Linked DNA regions of Homo sapiens: region 1 is linked to region 2. A link is an interaction called in ENCODE POLR2A ChIA-PET data of the cell type or tissue named here. Cell type or tissue: GM12878. All regions are shown on one strand. Each heading gives the region's core, and the rest is flanking DNA. Links, peaks and the distances in the headings are about the cores only. Region 1 overlaps GXYLT1 (glucoside xylosyltransferase 1). Region 2 has its middle 41 kb from the start of MIR7851.

Region 1 (2,809 bases), core at 182-2,681, 140 kb before region 2:
ACTCTCTTCTTCAAACATAACTGCAGAAAAAAGGGGGGAAAAGGGCTGGGCACGGTGGCTAATGCCTGTAATCCCAGCACTTTGGGAAGCCGAGGTGGGCGGATCATAAGGTCAGGAGATGGAGACCATCCTGGCTAACATGGTGAAACGCCGTCTCTACTAAAAATACAAAAAATTAGCTGGGCATGGTGGCAGGCACCTGTAGTCCCAGCTACTTGGGAGGCTGAGGCAGGAGAATGGCATGAACCCGGGAGGCGGAGCTTGCAGTGAGCTGAGATCGCACCACTGCACTGCAGCCTGAGTGACAGAGCAAGACTCCATCTCAAAAAAAAAAAAAAAAAGGCGGGGGGGGGGGGACTTCACTAAAAACAGTAGTGTGAAAATAGTGCCCAAACTATTCTCAATTTTTGGTTTTATAACAAGCTGGAGCACATATCTAAAACATAAATTCCTGGACCCCACTGCCAGGGCATTTTGATTTAACAGGTCTTAACTGGAGCCCAATGACCAGAATTTTTCCCAGAGGTCAGAAATTGGAAGAAAAAAAAAATCCCAACTTAAAATTTAAATTACCAAAATGATATTAGCTAAAATGTTGTTGTGTCAGGCACCATACTAGGTACTCTGTATCAGCTATTTAATATTTAATTTCAATTCTCACAAACAATATCATACTGTTCTCTCTGATGACGAAAACAAGTTCAAGGTCAACACAGTAAGTGGCAAAGCTGAAGTCTGTCACTCCAAAACTCTTACTTTCTATTCTTTAAGTTCTCAGTATATAACACTAGTATTCCCAGGATCCAGCAGAAATGACAACTCTATGGCCTAACCAGATCTAAAAAAGAAAGTGAAATAATTACCTCCCTGTGTGACAAGGAGACACATAAGGAGACTCCAAGGGCTTGATGGGTCCAGAAACGGTATCACTGAAACATTTAGTAATTTCTTGATTCCCCACTACCAATACTGCTGTATAGCCACAGGTAAAATTTTGATAATCAATGTCAGGACTCATCAGTGAAATATGATAATTTAATCATCCTGAGTAACTAAAATGCAACAAAGTGGTATGAATTAGTGATGTCCGGTAATAACTACTGCTTTCTGTCAAACACCTTAATACAGTCTGTCCACACTGAAGAGCTTGAGTATCTCCTTCTAGAACAGCCACTGCCTATCCAGCATTCCTTCTCCTTTGAGGCACCGCTCCTCTCCAACACCAATCATGTTATTCTGTCTGCCACAGGAATGTGCAAGTGACACAGAGTCAACAAATCAGAGTTCCCCATCCCAAGTAACACTGACTGGTCCACAAACGGGCATGCAACCCAGGCAAGTCCAATGACAGCCTTTTCCTAGGATTTTGTATTTGAGATTAGAGAATAAAACCTGCAAGAACAGAAAAACCCCATGAACAAAGTTTTGTCTTTACTGGAAAAGACTCCCCAGTCCTTAAGGTCCTTTGAGCTGCCCTGCTATCTGCAGTTTTTCCTTCATTTCAAAAACTGTATAAGCCTATAAATATGTTTTGCTTGAGATAGTTTTACTGAATTTTCATCAAAGACAACTAAGAATTCTATTACAAATTAAGTAAGGTAATCTAATGTACAGCCTGATGACTATAGTTAACAAAGTGTACAGTATACCTAAAATGTGCTAAGACAGTAGATCTTTAGTGCTTTCACCACAAAAAAAAAAACCCTATGTGAAGTGATGATATTAACTAGCTTAACTGTGATCATTTCTCAATGTATATGTATGTCAAACTATCAAGTTCTATGCCTTAAACATATAGTTTCTATTTATCAATTATACCCTACTAAAGCTAAAAAAATTTAAGTATTATCTACATTTTACAGGTGAGGAAATTAAAACACAGGCATGTGACACAATTTAGGCAAAGTCTCACAGCAACCAGAGCCAGAATACTGAGAACACGGGTTTATCTGACTACAAGACCCATGTATTTTCTGATTATTAAAATCATGGCTTCAAACAGAATACACTAACGGATAAGAGATTCCACTGAAAAACTGTTCCTTTCATTTTAAAGTTCTTACTTCAAGGACTCCAAGTCTTTTGTCGTCATGAAATTCTATACCATGAATAGTTTTTATAAGATCTGACCAATGGAACTTACTGGGTACAAACCTAGATCCCGTGTTTAAAATAAAAAGAGAGAAATAGTTATAATCTTTCAAGTAAGATGTTATCAAAAAAGGCAAAAATGCAATAATACCTAAGTACTACTGAAAAGAGGAAGCTGCTGGCTTGCCCCATAGCCCCATTGCCCACTGAGTCCACTATCTAAACTAGACCCTTATCTTTCTTTACAGAAAGAGCTCTTGTATAACACTCCAAGGATACAGTTTCTAATCCTCCTCCAACACTGATTTGCTTTGGATCTTGGCCAAATGATTTATACATGAAGAGGTTAGGGATTTCTATACCGTATCTCATGGTGGCCAAAAAAGTTAATTTTTTTTTTTTTTTTTGAGACAGGATCTTGCTCTGTCACCCAGGTTGGATTACACTGGTGCAATCATAGCTCACTGTAGCCTTGAACTCCTGGGCTCAAGTGATCCTCCCACCTTAGCCTCCCAAAGTGCTGGGATTACAGGTGTGAAACACCACATTCAGTTAATTTTTTTTTAATTTTTTTATTTTTTGTAAAGATGGGTTGTTGACGAGGCTGGTGTCAAACTCCTGGCCTCCAGCAATCAATCATCCCCACTCAGCCTCCCCAAATTCTGGGATTACAGGCGTGAGCTACCGAGCGTTGCCAAAAGTTGATTTAATTCTATGA
Region 2 (2,809 bases), core at 176-2,675:
AGATACAGACACAAGAGAAAAGCAAATAACCAATTAGAATTGGCTGTGAGAGCCTCGTGTGGACAAATGCAACAGAAGCAGTTTCCACTGGAACTGAGGTTTGTTTATTCTGCTTATCTGGAGGCAGAACCAATAATCCCAATGATCCCAGAATGATGATAACTGTTTTTCTACATTTAAAAAGAGCCAATTAGGGCTGGCACAGTGGCTCACGCCTGTAATCCCAGCACTTTGGAAGGCCGAAGCAGGTGGATCATGTGAGGTAGGGAGTTCGAGACCAGCCTGACCAACATGGAGAAACCCCGTCTCTACTAAAAATACAAAATTAGCCAGGGGTGGTGGCACATGCTTGTAATCCTAGCTACTCAGGAGGCTGAGGCAGGAGAATCATTTGAACCTGGGAGGTGGAGGTTGTGGCGAGCTGAGATTGCACCGTCGCACTCCAGCATGGGCAATGAGCAAAACTCCCTCTAAAAAAAAAAAAGGAGCCAATTAGCAGAACCTTTGCAAATGGGCCAATTCCTGCTCTTAGTATCAGAATACAAATAAAGCTTTGCTGATTTAATGCTGATTTGTCATGTGCCTTGAATTGTTTCATATTAGCAGAGACAGATTTACATCCTTTCTTATGCTTTCTGGCTCAGTGCTTTTTGCAACCACCTGAATGCACTTAAGAGACAGAAGGGTGACGTTCATATTTTGAGAACAAAACCAAGTGACCTGACCTTAGCTTCTGTCAAATGTCTCTGTCAAATGCCATGTTTGCAACCTTTAAAACTAGTGGAGGAACATCTATAAGGCTTTATGTACCAAAATTGGGGCTGCTACATAGCACATCTTTGTTGGATTTCACAGAGACCTCTATTCAGCTCTCCCTTGATTTACTTCTTTTAGCTCAAGCTGATCTAAAGCTTAATTATCTTTAAGGACTCTGCCTTTTCTACTTATCTCCACTAGTTTTTATTGTGTCATTGTGCAACTTGGTTTCTGTCCTTGGCCAATCTCAGATTCTGCTTTTGCTTTATTTTACTAGGTCTCATTGACCTGCTTATACCCTCCTCTGTATCTGGTTTCAACTTTTGACCTGCTTTTGTTTTGGCTCTTCCCTAACAGTCTGTAGAGACTTTGATCCATCATGTAGCACAAGATTACGGGAGCTACGTTAGAACACTGTCAGCTGGTTTATCAGCCCCTCTGACCTCCTATCTTCTAAAATGATTTTATTTGTAGGCTTGTTAGTTGAAGCTGGCTGACAACCTTGTATTATGACCTTTAAGTAAGAATCTTGCTATGGGATTGGATAGAAAGTAATGTTTCTTCCCTCAGTTCCCATCCTTCACGTTTTTTACCATGAACGCTGAATACCCATGGAAGATAGTGTTTAATTTACTAAACGAATGCAAGCTGAAGCAGCCTTTTTGAAATAATTTGGAGTTGTTATTTCACAAAAACAAATGTGGAATGATAGACCCATTAATTAAAAGATAGAAATTCAAGAGAAAAAAGTCTCAATATTTTTTCTTCAAGTAATTAATGACACCATATGTGAAGCTAAGTGATTTCTATAATTTGCAGATTTGGTCTCAGCTAAGAGCTAAAACTGTTCATAGCAGCACTAAGGAGGCCTATACCCCTACAGGGAAATTATAAAATTTTATATATTTTAACTCTTTCACTACTGCCAACATTCAGCACATAGTGTTTTCTTCCAATCTTAATGGTTTATTTCATTTCATTGTGTTTGTTGTGGGGATTATTAAAGCAGTCACAACAGAGCCTAGCACATAGTATATGCTTTTGCAACTTTTTTTTGAGGGGGAGTCTCCCTCTGTCACCCAGGCTGGAGTACAATAGGGCAATCTCAGCTCACTGCAAACTCCGCTTCCCAGATTCAAGTGATTCTCGTACCTCAGCCTCCTGAATAGCTGGGATTACAGCATCTGCCAGCACGCCTGGCTAATTTTTGTATGTTTAGTAGAGATGAGGTTTCACCATGTTGGCCAGGCTGGTCTCGAGCTCCTGACCTCAAGTGATCTGCCTGCCTCAGCCTCTCATAGAGCTGGGGTTATAGGCGTGAGCCACCACACCCAGCCTGCAATTTTTTTGAGACTGGGTCTCGCTTTGTTGCCCAAGCTGGAGTGCAATGGCACTGTCACAACTCACTGCATCCTCAACCTCCCAGGCTCAGTTGATCCTCCTACCTCAGCCTCCTGAGTAGCTGGGACTACAGGTGCACACCACCACACCTGGCTAATTTTTAAAATTTTTTGTAGAGACAGGGTCTCACTATGTTGCCCAGGCTGGTCTCGAACTCCTGGGCTCAAGTGATCCTCCTACCTTGGCCTCTCTCAGTGCTGGGATTGCAGACATGAACCACAGCACCTGGCTGATCTTTGCTATTATAATATGTTAAAATTATAAAAATGGATTAGCATCAAGATAGTGCTGAAAGGTATTTGACTAGGAATGTCTGAATTTGGTCTTGGGCCTGTCACTCCTTTCTGTGACAGTGTTGAGGAAGCTATTGCACAATGGGGGCAAATCAAGACAAAGTCATATTTCATTGTTAGCTGTATCTTTGGCTCCAAACCTTAATGCAAAACTCCAGAGAGCTGGACCAGAAGAAGTGTAGAATTCCACTTCCTTAGGCTGGAGGCTACAAACACCAACACCCAAAGCAAGTCAAATGGCACATCTAGTCTCTCCTTCCTGCCTCATCATCTCATTCACCCTCAAGTTTTGAAATTTGCCTTTCCAGTGGTATGAAAAGGACACCTGCCAGATCTAGAGAACAAGGGACAAATACGAG

The links. Peaks named below come from ENCODE experiments on the same cell type or tissue, not always from the same donor. Only the 100,000 strongest peaks of a DNase experiment are listed, where the experiment ranks them.
Region 1: POLR2A ChIA-PET joins it to region 2 with 6 read pairs; 5 of 35 experiments call an interaction of 5 or more read pairs at or near these places.

What each region holds. Positions count from the first base shown.
Region 1 is chr12:42,139,857-42,142,665 of GRCh38, forward strand. The region is part of intron 1 of GXYLT1 (glucoside xylosyltransferase 1); the gene reads right to left. Among named protein-coding and RNA genes, the nearest start is that of GXYLT1, 3.6 kb to the right of the region's middle. In GM12878, for the core only: no CTCF peak of the experiment used is centred there; no DNase peak of the experiment used is centred there; H3K4me3 peaks cover 1,589 bases; H3K27ac peaks cover 206 bases.
Region 2 is chr12:42,281,412-42,284,220 of GRCh38, forward strand. No RefSeq gene overlaps it. Among named protein-coding and RNA genes, the nearest start is that of MIR7851, 41 kb to the right of the region's middle. In GM12878, for the core only: no CTCF peak of the experiment used is centred there; no DNase peak of the experiment used is centred there.